3 separate regions of the Homo sapiens genome follow, and regions 1 and 2 are each linked to region 3. The links are chromatin contacts, found by Hi-C or POLR2A ChIA-PET in ENCODE. All regions are on one chromosome and are shown on one strand. The core of a region is the stretch at or near the end of the contact, and the rest is flanking DNA. Distances in the headings are between cores, read along the strand shown.

Region 1 (3,710 bases), core at 347-2,846, 460 kb before region 3:
ATTTTTGTATTTTTAGTGGAGATGGGGTTTTGCCATGTTGGCCAGGCTGGTCTCGGAACTCCTGATCTCAGGTGATCCACCCGCCTTGGCCTCCCAAAGTGCTGGGGTTACAGGTATGAGTAACCACACCTGGCCTTTATGAGATTTTAAAATTACACTGTGCTTAAACTCTATACCCTAACATCAGTTTTTGTGGATTATGTAGCAGTGTCTGTCTTTTTACTTCCTAATGGTTAATGATTGATTTTCAAATGAATTGATTTAAAATGGAAACCTAAGTATTACCTAATTTTTTTGAAAAATTGTCTTTGTAGAAGCTGAAACCTATCAACACTCTTCAAAATGCAATGGAATGTACCACGGACTGTATCTCGACTGGCACGCAGGACATGCTTGGAACCACATAATGCTGGTCTCTTTGGACACTGTCAAAATGTAAAGGGACCTTTACTTTTATACAATGCTGAATCCAAAGTGGTTTTGGTACAAGGCCCTCAAAAACAATGGTTGCATTTATCTGCTGCCCAGTGTGTTGCAAAGGAAAGGAGGCCATTGGATGCTCATCCACCCCAACCAGGAGTCCTTCGCCATAAGCAAGGGAAGCAACATGTTTCATTCAGGAGGGTTTTTTCATCCAGTGCCACAGCTCAGGGAACTCCGGAAAAAAAGGAAGAGCCTGATCCTTTGCAAGACAAATCTATTAGTCTTTATCAACGATTCAAGAAGACATTTAGACAGTATGGAAAAGTTCTGATTCCAGTGCATCTAATAACTTCTGGTGTTTGGTTTGGAACATTTTATTATGCAGCCTTGAAGTAAGTTTTTGCTTAGTTGAATGTCTTTCCCTGTCTTACCAGAATATTAATCTTTTTAATTGTACTAATGATAGCTTTAGATTTTTAAATGCTTTAATGTTTTTCATCAATAGAGGATAACTGTTTTTTCACATTTTAATAATAATAGCTAACATTTGCTTACTGTTTGGAGCAAGCATCTGGTGCAGTTTTTAACTGTTTCATCTTATTTAATCCTCCCAGCAACCATATAAAGCAAGTTACACAGTTACACCCATTTTATGAATGAGAAAACAGATTAGGCAAGGAGAAGTAAAAATAGTTCAGCTTTTCCCAAAATAACTCAGTTGCTAAGAAGTGGTGCCTGGACTAAAAACCCAATTAGGTGCGTCTGATCTCAAAGCATACACTCTCCTATATGCAGATCTCATCCTGGCATTCAGGAAAGCACAGACATAAAATAATCAAATTTCAGAAATTTGGCAGCACCATGACTCCATAATTATATATTTCTTAGAATGTTCATAAATGTGAAAAGATGTCTATTTTGCCATATGTATGGTTTTGGTGGGAAATTTGCAAGATTTTGCCAAAGTCCGGCTAATTTGTTTGCATTGATATTACCCAAGTCCAGTAAGTGTCAAGGAAAGGTCTTTTGTTCTGATCAGAAATTAATCTAGTAGGTCTAGCCTCCCAGTGTTTTGAAACATACAATTTAAAGTGCATCTCTCTTGTTAATACTATGCCTTCCCCTTAAGGTAAGTTATTTGCTTCACACTGCTTTAGGCTTAGGAGGACCAGTGATTTCCCATTTCTGCCACTAGTCGGCCGAGTGCCCATTCCTCAGTGTCCGGGCCTGGTGTGCGTGAAGGACTTAGACACTTCAGTAAACTCTCCTAATTGGTTGAGAATTATTTTATACTTTCCAGAGTTGAGTGGTTTTCAGTGCTTGATTATATTTAATGGCTTGATATCAAGACATTAACAAAATATGGTTAGTGTTGTACGTAAAGCTCACTCTTTAGAAGCAGCCTATTGCAGACTAAGCTATAAGTAGCTCTTCCAGGATGATGGAATAGAAACTACCTATTTTTGGGAACACAGGACCACATAGATTTCTTGACAAAATTTCTAAAAGGATTTTTTTTCACCTTGTGTAATTGATGCTGTTCTGTTTCACTTTGTATCTTTACATTATGTTCCTCTTATTTAATTATATCCTTCTTCATTGCATATCCTTTTCTTTAAGAATTGTATCTTTCCTTGCAGAAGATTCTTTAGGTGTATATTTTATGGAATTGTTTCTTGGTTTATTAATGACATTTTTGGACATGATTAATATTTATAGAAGTCTTCAAAACTGCCCTTGGTTTTTTGACAGAAAATAAAGTTACCATTTTGATCAAAAGTTATTGTAGGCATTCAGTCCTGCTATGTAATGAATGGATTTCTACATATTAAATTTTCTTTTTTGAGTCATGGAGGATTTTTGTGATTCAGTCTGTGAAAGATGACATGAAAAATACATATGTGTTTCTTTTGCCCTCGTCAGGTTGCCCATGTATGATAAGGCAAGGCATTCGGCCTCCTGGCTGGCCTTAGAGGGAGAAATTCAAGCTTTTAATTAATTGAATATGAGATTCTCATTTAGGCTATTAAGAATAATATTTTTGTTCCTTTTACTTTTCCTTATTCTCTGGTAAAAGTTCTGTAACTGAAAAAGTAGACCCAGAATAATCTAGTGATCTTAATAATGCTTAAGATTTCTTCAGTGCTGTGGGCATCTGAAGCAGCTGTGGGTGATGCTCTGTCATCCCCTGTAAAATGCAACTTTCTTAGTTTTATTTTCCTCCCTCTTTTTTGCAGAATGCTTATATGTAAACATGGTGATACAACTGTCTACTTTAAAATAATACCCTTCCCCATTACACCTTGCTTTGGGGCTATTTGTTAGCATAGGAATCGGGTTGCTAGACCACCACTACTGCCCCGCCACGACCACTGGGTCAATTCTGTCATAGCATCACGTAGAGAATTTATAATGGGCAGGATGGGTTGCTTTCCAGAACAGTCCTCCTTGGGGTTTTTATTAGATCCTTCAAAATTTGAAAGTCAATTTATTCTATATGAAGATCTTAATCACAAGTAATGCTTAAAAAAATCAAATTCATGAATGAAAGAAAAAGGAATTCGAATATTTTCACTGTAGGATGATTGTATTTAAAAGTTGAAGTTGATTATACTAAATACAGATTGTCAATTCACCTGACAAGAGGCTAGTTATATTTTAGTGTTGTTCGTTTGTTTGTTTTAACTGGAAAAAGTTCTGTGTTATTTGCTTGTTGCCTACTTACTATTAAAAGAAAGGGAGAAAAATAGTTTGTAGCTGGAAAGATGGGCATTTGACATCATGCCTCATTACTGACCAGTGTTTGTCTTGGTTACCCTGATAGCTCGCATTACTGCCTTTCTAGGCATCGTAGAGCAAAATGTCATTCTATATTTAGAATGACAGAGTGATGAAGTTCTCAGGTTTTTGAAATACTTTATTTCAGGGAGTTCTAAATTGTGCATGCTAATAGATTTTATTTTAAACTGAGCTTTGTTGCCGCTCCTATCTGGCAAAGCCTTGCAGAGATCTGGTGTCTTATGTCCAGAAGTGCTTTAGTTTGATCAAGTGTGGCTCAGCAATGATGATGTGGTCCCTGCATTTAGATGCCTTGTGTTTGAGACCTCAAGTTCCTAAAGTTACAGATCCACTGTGAGGCAAAACCCTGATTGATTTCTACTGCACTTTATCCAGACAGTGAATGTGCTTTTGTCCTTGTGTGTTTCTTCATCTGTGGAAACAGTTGTAAAGCTGGCAGTTTGAGAAGCACAGATTCCTGGCTGGCTGTGGGCACTTCAGAGTAGAAA
Region 2 (3,796 bases), core at 614-3,113, 330 kb after region 3:
ACAATTTGGGGGCAATAGGGAAGCCTGACATTTTAAAATCCTGAGAACTTCTGATCTTGACTTCAAAAGGGGCAAAAGTCTACATTTGGGGTCCTTTAGAAACAGCAAGCTAGGAACTAGTTGGGTTGGGAGTCACATATGTCGGAGAGACCAAGTCATATCTTGTCAGCAGGATATCTCGAAGCAAGTTAACCTCTGTTTTCTTTTTACCCCCGGGCTTCAGTGCAGCCCTGTATAGGTATTCTTCTGGAGCAATCATTCTCAAACTCTGGGGGGGCACAGGCATCCCCAGGAGAGCTTGCTTAAGTAGTCTCCTGGGGCCCCAACACCAGAGATTCTGATTCAGTAGTTTGGGGTGAGGCCTTCAAATTTGCATTTCAAAGAAGCTCACACTGGATGCAAATGATGCTGGTGTGAGAACCACTGTTCTAGATTCTTCGCTGCACTCAGCAAACTAAGATAGGCAAATACAGCTCCCGGAACCAGAGAGGCTGACAAATGAATTCCAAAGAGATGCTGAATACTTGGCGATAAGAACTGCTGCTTTGAGATAAAGATGCTCCTCCTTTGTAGAACACAGTATTTTTTGGTTGGAAAGCAATCTGATGAGCAGACTAATGCGAACATTCACAGGATATTCTGGGAGATACCATGCCTTTAATCAAAATAATCAGATTCAATGACAGAATTTCAGAACCAAGGACCATTAGACATTGTGGGGTCTTTCGGGGGAAGCTTTCCTGTATCTCTAAATCATACTATGTAAGTAGAAAGCTTGCTGACTGCTTTTTTGTTAATACGATTTCTTCTAGCTTCCGTAGCCAACTTTTTTTTTTTTTTTTCTGGCTAGGGTTTTCATTATTTTATGTGATTAAGGACACTTTTCTGCCCCAAGTATTGTAATCCTCTCGGCCGGCTCTGTCCAAAAGAACTGTCTTCGATGATAGAAACGTTCTACATATGTACTTTGCCACATAGCAGCCACTAGCCATACATGGTTATGGCACACCTGAAATGTGGCTGGTGCCACTGAGGAATTAAGTTAATATTTAAAATTTAAATCCCAATACTGGACAGCACGGCTAAACCTTTCCTAACCCTTCACGTTTCTTATGAAGATTATATAGCAGGATATTACAAGCACTAAAAAAGAACTATCTTAAATCTGAAGCAAGATGATTTCCCTAACTAGTACGTTTGTTTGGTAAAAGAGGACGTGCTATTTTTTACAGTTAAATCTAATTCGTAAGTTGTAGAACGTTTTCTTAACAAGGTATCCCTCTCCCAAATTCCGGGAGAGGCTGGCTGCCTTTCCTTTTGCTCCAGCGGTTTATTTGGCATAAAATCTGCAGGCTTACAGGAGCTGACACCAGGGCAGAAAAGAATGAGGAATTTGTTTCCAAGTTGGTCACAGGCCGCTAATCTGACCTAGATGATGTTTAAAATAATATTCAAATACAGCACTTTAAAAAACTATGAAGGCTGAGAAGAAAACGAGAAATGGGAAGCAAGAAGGAAGGCGGAGCGTGCCGGCGACTTCTCAGGGGACTTCCTCAGGGAGTCCCATTCCAGTAACCCCGCGCTACCCACGGACCACCGCCTCTCTCTTGTCGGAAGACGCAAGCCCAAGGGGCGGCTCACCTCGTGCCGCGCGCAGGGACCACGGCCGCCGGGTGGTCCCCTGGCCCCGCCCCCTCCCACCTGGGCACCCCGAGCCCCGCCCCCCGAGCGCCCCGCCCCGCCCCGCCGCCGACTTCGCGCCGCGCTCGGGCGCCGAGTCTGCGCGCTGACGTCCGACGCTCCAGGTACTTTCCCCACGGCCGACAGGGCTTGGCGTGGGGGCGGGGCGCGGCGCGCAGCGCGCATGCGCCGCAGCGCCAGCGCTCTCCCCGGATCGTGCGGGGCCTGAGCCTCTCCGCCGGCGCAGGCTCTGCTCGCGCCAGCTCGCTCCCGCAGCCATGCCCACCACCATCGAGCGGGAGTTCGAAGAGTTGGATACTCAGCGTCGCTGGCAGCCGCTGTACTTGGTGAGTCGCGGACCCACGCGGCAGTCGCCGACCTCCTCCGAGACCCGGACTCGTGCCCTGTCCGCAGGGTCCCTCCCGCCTCCCCCGCCTCTCGCCTCTAGCCTCTCGCTCGGGGCGGAAGTGGCGGCGCGGTCCGCGTCAGGGGCGCGCCTGCGCTGACCGCTCTCTTGCTCCTTTTGGTTTAAAAAAAAAAAAAAAAAAAGCATACTTGAGCTGAGCAGCTCATGGTTAGCGCAAGCGCAGTTAGTTCTGGAGGGCGGTGCCACAGCGGCTTCTTGGGGAGCGCGTGGATGCGCCACCAGCGTTGCGCGGCCCGGGTCTGGGGGTCCTTGGGAAAGCCGTGGGGGCGCTCGGGCGCGCGCCCCCGGGCCGCAGCTTCGCCGTAGCTCCCACGCCGCTGTGCTTGGTTCTTGCTCGCGGACAGCTCTTTCTCTGGCCGGGTGTTTTGTGGCCGGGTGGGCAGCTGGCGTCCCCGGGAGCGGTGAGGGCGGGGGCGGGCGAGCCGGGCCGCGGCGTCCGGGTCCAGCTGGCGCCCGCGCAGGACCTGTGGGAGCAGGCCGCTCTGGGCGCCGGGCCGGCCGCCGCAGCCCTCTGCGAGGCGAAGCTCGCTCTCCTGGCGGAGCCGCGGTGGTTGGGGGTGGCTCGTGGCCTCTGGCGAGGGCAGCGCTCTCGGGACCCTCCGTCTTCATTTTCCCCCGTGGCCCAGCAGCGCCCAGCGTGGGTTCGGCCCCCATAGAACCTTCCCGGAACGAAAGAGGCTTTGCTTGTGTTCGTCCAGTGATAGCGTGTCATTCTCTTTATAGTTTTCCTTACTGAGGTATACTTTCCCTACAGTGAAACGCAGCTTTCATGTGTGCTCCCAGACGGGTGTCACAAATGAATCCCCTCTTGCAAGCCCCCTCAAATCAAAATAGCCTTTCCTTGCCCTGAGAAAGTGCCCTCATCCCCTCCCCGGGGGCACGGTGTTCCGATGCCTATCGCCCTAATCGTGCCTGTTCAGCTCACATAGATGCAATATGTAGTATAAACACCTGTGATTCGCTTTTTTTATGTCAACTAGACTACCTTTTAATTCAAACAAAACTTTATCTCTTTTAAAATGATGTAACTGCTTTCCCCTTCGTTTAATCCTTGTCGTATTATTCCCAAGATTGAATTTGGTGACGGTTAAGTTAATGCTGCTTCTGATGTTTGGTTCTCTCTGTGTAAAGTAAAAGACGGGCTTTCCTGTAAATGGATGATCCTGGGTTTTTCCCCTTTCCATTTAATTAGATGGCAGTGAAAAATGTGTTCAGAAAGTAACGTTTTCTTCTTGAACACATTAGTGGGAAGTATAAATATTCTGATTCCCATGATACAGAGTATGTTAGAATAGGGATCTAAGTTTTAAAGAATGCTGGTAAGGACTCTTCCAATTATAGACAATCTGAAACGCAAATTCTGGTAGGAATCTTCATGTGAGAGAGCCTGCCAGCTGCATCTTCTCCAGTTACATTTGTTTTAGCAGAGGCTGCTGTCTCTCTAAGGGATAGGTTATATATCGAAATAGATTTGAAAAGAGAAAAGTGAATATAACTTAATTCAGCTTAACATTTTGGTTTAAGAAATTTAATTTTCTTTGGTATCATTAATATCCTTGAAAATTCAATGAGAATTGTGATTCCTCTTTCCAGAAAAATGAACTTAACTCGCATCCACTGGAGATTTCACATGCATTTTCAAAAAGATAAGGAAATCCTTCTATAGATTCTTACCGAGGAATCCTGTAG
Region 3 (4,020 bases), core at 1,521-4,020:
TGTGGCCTAAATTTTCAAATAGTAGACAGAACCTTTGCATTCCTATTTTGAAACTTAAGACTCATCTTCCATGTACACCCGTAATATAGGTCAAGATGTAATTCTAAACTAACACAGTTCATATAGGCAGAAAGTCTCTTTGACATCAGAAAATAATGGCTTCCAGGAGATTTTTTTCTGAGACCTAAAAAAAGGAAGGAACAGAGGGAGAGAGGGAAGGAGACAGAGAGGAAGGAAGAAAGAAAAGAATAATTTTGGACTACATAGCAATTTTGCCGCTATTCATATTTAATATCCATGTGCCGCTATACATTCTGTTAACTATTTCCAAAAATTTTTCCAGGTTAATATGGTGCGCTCTTCTTTTACAATGTTTTATCACTTCTTGAGGGATAACATTTTTCCTTCTCTACTAACTCTTACACAGGAAGAAGGACACATCATAGAGACTGGATAAGCCCAGATTCCAAAGAAAGATGAGAAGAAACATGGCAAGGACTACCAGAAAGATCAGAGCAGTCTACAATTTCAAGAATTCCTGCCCAGGGCCCTGAGGTGGCTTTGGTTTTACGTGATGACGTAGAGCAGTCACCTCCCACCCACCACAAGGAGACTTTATGCTGGCTACATGCAGAGACGTCAGGAGCTCAGGGATCTCTGCTGGACTGCCTGCCAGAAACCATGCACAAGGAGCAAAAGTCACTCTCCTCTGACTGTGCTTCCCTATCAGTCAGGGAGGTTACCCCTGCAGCAGCCCAGAGCAAAAACAGAGAGCGTCCCAGGAGCTATGAGGCTGGTCTGCCAGGCTGCTAAGTCAACCAAGACTACAGCACAGTCCCAAACTGTAAACACCTCTGCAGACGGGCCCTTGCTCTCCGCGTGCCAGGCAAGAAAACTATTCTTAGAACACTGTCAGCAGTTGGGGGAAAATAAATATTTGTCTATGTATGTATATACTCCAGTGGGAGTAGGGTGGGGTGCAGGAGTCTCAAATAATGTGCCAACAAATTGGCACAAAATCCCTTAATAAGCAGCTGGCACTGGCTGCGTTCCACTGCAGGATTGTGGTCTTGCAAACCAAGCCCATGAGAGGATTCAAGAGACAGCCCTAAAAACCTGCCGGGAAGAGTCTTCTCCAATGTAAATACAAACCTACACGAACCAGGACCATGGCCAACAATGGCAAGCCCTTCCAAGGGTAACAGCAGAATGTTAAGAAATTAGAGAGGTCATTTAAAACAAGGGAGGAAGGTAGCTACAATTCCATTACAGCAAATCCCTTACTGGCATTTACATTCCCAGCCCTAATTCCTAACACTGTGTTCAATGTCAATAGCAAAATGAAGCTCTTAAAAAGAATTAAGCTTTCAAAGATCATAAGGAAGTTAGCCCCCTGTTTTAAAAAGCACTGCTTAGAAAGGTCCATCAAATAACATTTCAAGGGTTGATGGGAAACCAAATATAATTCAATAAATATACATGGGTAATACTCAGACATCCTCATTTGTCTATGTAATGACTCAGATTTGACACTCTGATCCTTGACTGAACACAAAGACTATATTCCAGAAGAATTGTGCAGAGTACAAAGGGAGAGTTACAGATGACAACACACTCGAGTTAAAGACTAGAAAAGACAATACCATATACAGAATGCAGACATGACTTGATGCAATGGCAGTCTCCCTGTGCAGACTTTGCAGAACCTTCTCTGTCATTCAATACTCAGTCCTGAAGCTCCAGGGAAGATACAGAGAGGAGGATGCCATTCTTGGCTAGCCAAACCGGCAGAAAGGGCCGTTTTTAAAAGGAAGCTTCCCAGCACTAGCCCTTCGAGAAGGCACCAACCTCCTTACCAGCCATAGGACCCTATTTTTGAGAGTCAATGCTGCTCACCATCTCTATCCACCTCTACTGCAAATAACTTACTAATACTAGCGCTCAGAACCCACATTCTGTGCAGCTACTCTTACCTCACATCCTACAATGCCTAACACATAGTAGGCCCTCAATAAATATGTATTGCAATGGTAATTAACATTTAGAAAGCAGCGCTGGTCCGGGGATGAGAAGATGCCAAAATAATTAGAAAAGAGAAAAAGAGAAGGGAATAGACCAAGACACAGAGGAAAAGAAAAGAAGCAAATCAAAATTATCTAATTCTAGCTAATTAAAAAATTTTGGGGGAAAAACAAAAATCATGCTAGTTCATGCGGCTATGGGCACACAGCAACCATTCCTGTGCCTGGGCAGAGCTAAGGAGTCCTGCTTGCTTTAAAGAGCTTCTAGCTGCCCTGACTGGCGACGAGGTGTCCCTCCAGGTAGGTGACCCAAGAACGCTGTACTCTCGGATGCGCCTTCCCCCAGTGCCGCCCACCCACCATGCGTCCCTGTCGTCCTGAAAACCTCTGCCTCATCGGGAAACCTTCTCCTTTTCCAATTAAAAAAAAAAAAAAAAAAGTTTAAACAAGCAAATGCCCTCTCCGCCACGATAGCGATTTAACCTAAACCGAACCCACTGTCTTCCACCGGTGTACTCACAGGGCGCGCCCCCAGGCCCACCCGGGGCGGCGCACCGGGAAGGGGTCCCGAGGAAGCTTCCTAAAGGCTGTGCAGGGCAGACCCCTTCACAAAGGCAAGTGCCGGGCCGGGCTGGGTGCTTGTCGCTTCCTGTTTATTCCAAGGTGAGGGGCAGAGAGAAATTCAACACACGCCTGCTTCCTCCGGGGCTCGGAGACCCAGCCTAAGTGCAACAGCAGCAGCCCCAGACAATCGACTTCCCAGCCAATGCCGGGAGCTCCGGGCGGTCCCGCGACCGACGTCAACGCGCGCGGGGGGACCCGGGGGGACGCCGGGTGAAGCGGGCCCGAGGGGCCGGGGCCGGGGAGCGCGCGGTGCAGGATGCGGGACTGAGGGGCTGCGGGGCTTGGCCCGCCCCCTCCTTCCCGCAAACTCCCCGGTCAGGTCCTGCAGGATCTTCCCGCTTCCCGCTGACCTCCAGTCCCTGCCCGCCACGGCTCGCCGAGGCCTAGGGGCGCGGAGACAGTTGGGGCTGCCATCCGCGCGCCCATCCTGGCCTCCGGGCGGTGCAGAATTCAGTCTTGCAACCGCGGGACACCCTGCGCCCCAGGGCACCAGGAAACAGAAAACGGGGTGGGGGTCGGCGAAGTCCCTCCACCGGCGTAACCCCGCCCGCGGGCCAGCCCCGGATCCCCGCCGTGCCCACCGGCAAGCCCACCCGGACCAAGCCTCACAGACCTCGCGCGCTCGGCGCCCAGCTTCTCCCTCCGGCCCCAGCCGACGGCGCAGGCTCGCGGACGTCCAGTTCCCAAAGCGTCCGGTTCCCGAGTCCCCCGCCACCCCTCCCTCCGGAGCGCAGCGGTGAACTTGGGCCAGAAGCCCCGACCACTGCGGCCACCTCGGGTCCGCACTCACCTGGGCCGCCCCCCCGGAGCGGAGGCGGGGACTGCCCGCAGTGCGGCTCCGCGGCCACCGGCCCTGCTGGCCAGGGGGAGGGGCGCTGTGCGGGGCGCGGCAGGGGGCGCGCGGCGGGCCGGCGGGGAGCGCGGCGCGCCGGGGTTCTTTAAGAGCTGAGGACCTCACCCCCGGGCCTCCCCCGCGCTCCCCGCCCTGCTTCCACTTTCCCAGGCACCCGCAGCCTGTCTGGCTGCAGCGGCGGCAGCGGCTCAGTGGCTTGCAGGGGATCCCCGGCCGGCCGCGGCGGCGCGCGGAGCGGGCAGGGCCAACGCACTCGCCTGCTAATCCCGCCGGGCCCGGTCCGCAGCCTCAGCGCGGGGAGAGAGGGGACGCGGCGCTGCGGCCGCCGGGGAGGTGTCCCGCCTCCAGTCGCCGGAGGGGGGAGTGTCCCGCCTCCCGCCGCCGTCGCCGCCGTCTGTCTCCAGCCGTGACTGCGCGCCGCGGCTGTGTCTGTCTCCAACTCCTCCAGTCTCTCCTCCTCCTTCCCACTCCGCGGTGGGGACCCGGCGCGCGGCCAGGCCGCGGGTACCGGGGCCGCCGTGG

The links. A loop is a pair of places that touch in the nucleus more often than their neighbours do. ChIA-PET counts read pairs that join two places held with the same protein, here RNA polymerase II (POLR2A). Pooled maps may share reads with other maps.
Region 1: a loop to region 3 is called in a map of naive thymus-derived CD4-positive, alpha-beta T cell, with 11 times the contacts of the local background. The contact joins the enhancer-like site here to the promoter of LDLRAD4 in region 3. A Hi-C loop is called at or near these places in 2 of 168 maps with a recorded cell type or tissue (CD4-positive, alpha-beta memory T cell and naive thymus-derived CD4-positive, alpha-beta T cell), 1 of 37 single-sample maps with no recorded cell type and 13 of 50 pooled maps.
Region 2: a map of gastrocnemius medialis shows a loop between it and region 3 (5-fold over the local background). The contact joins the promoter of PTPN2 here to the promoter of LDLRAD4 in region 3. A Hi-C loop is called at or near these places in 1 of 168 maps with a recorded cell type or tissue (gastrocnemius medialis) and 1 of 50 pooled maps. POLR2A ChIA-PET finds 5 or more read pairs at or near these places in 1 of 52 experiments (GM12878).

The regions. Positions count from the first base shown.
Region 1 is chr18:13,678,710-13,682,419 of GRCh38, reverse strand. FAM210A (family with sequence similarity 210 member A) reads left to right here. Exons shown (of 4, transcript NM_152352.4): 2 at 315-815. The coding sequence starts at 343. Among named protein-coding and RNA genes, the nearest start is that of FAM210A, 46 kb to the left of the region's middle. Within about 2 kb of position 1,596, at least 2 of the 41 ENCODE cell types and tissues checked have a DNase peak (open chromatin) inside an H3K27ac peak, as active enhancers do.
Region 2 is chr18:12,882,304-12,886,099 of GRCh38, reverse strand. It overlaps PTPN2 (protein tyrosine phosphatase non-receptor type 2), which reads left to right and starts at 1,863. Exons shown (of 9, transcript NM_002828.4): 1 at 1,863-2,027. The coding sequence starts at 1,959. RefSeq lists silencers at 242-291, 1,651-1,940, 2,321-2,660.
Region 3 is chr18:13,217,510-13,221,529 of GRCh38, reverse strand. LDLRAD4 (low density lipoprotein receptor class A domain containing 4) reads right to left here and starts at 2,770. Exons shown (of 7, transcript NM_001378100.1): 1 at 2,542-2,770. RefSeq lists a silencer at 3,610-3,979.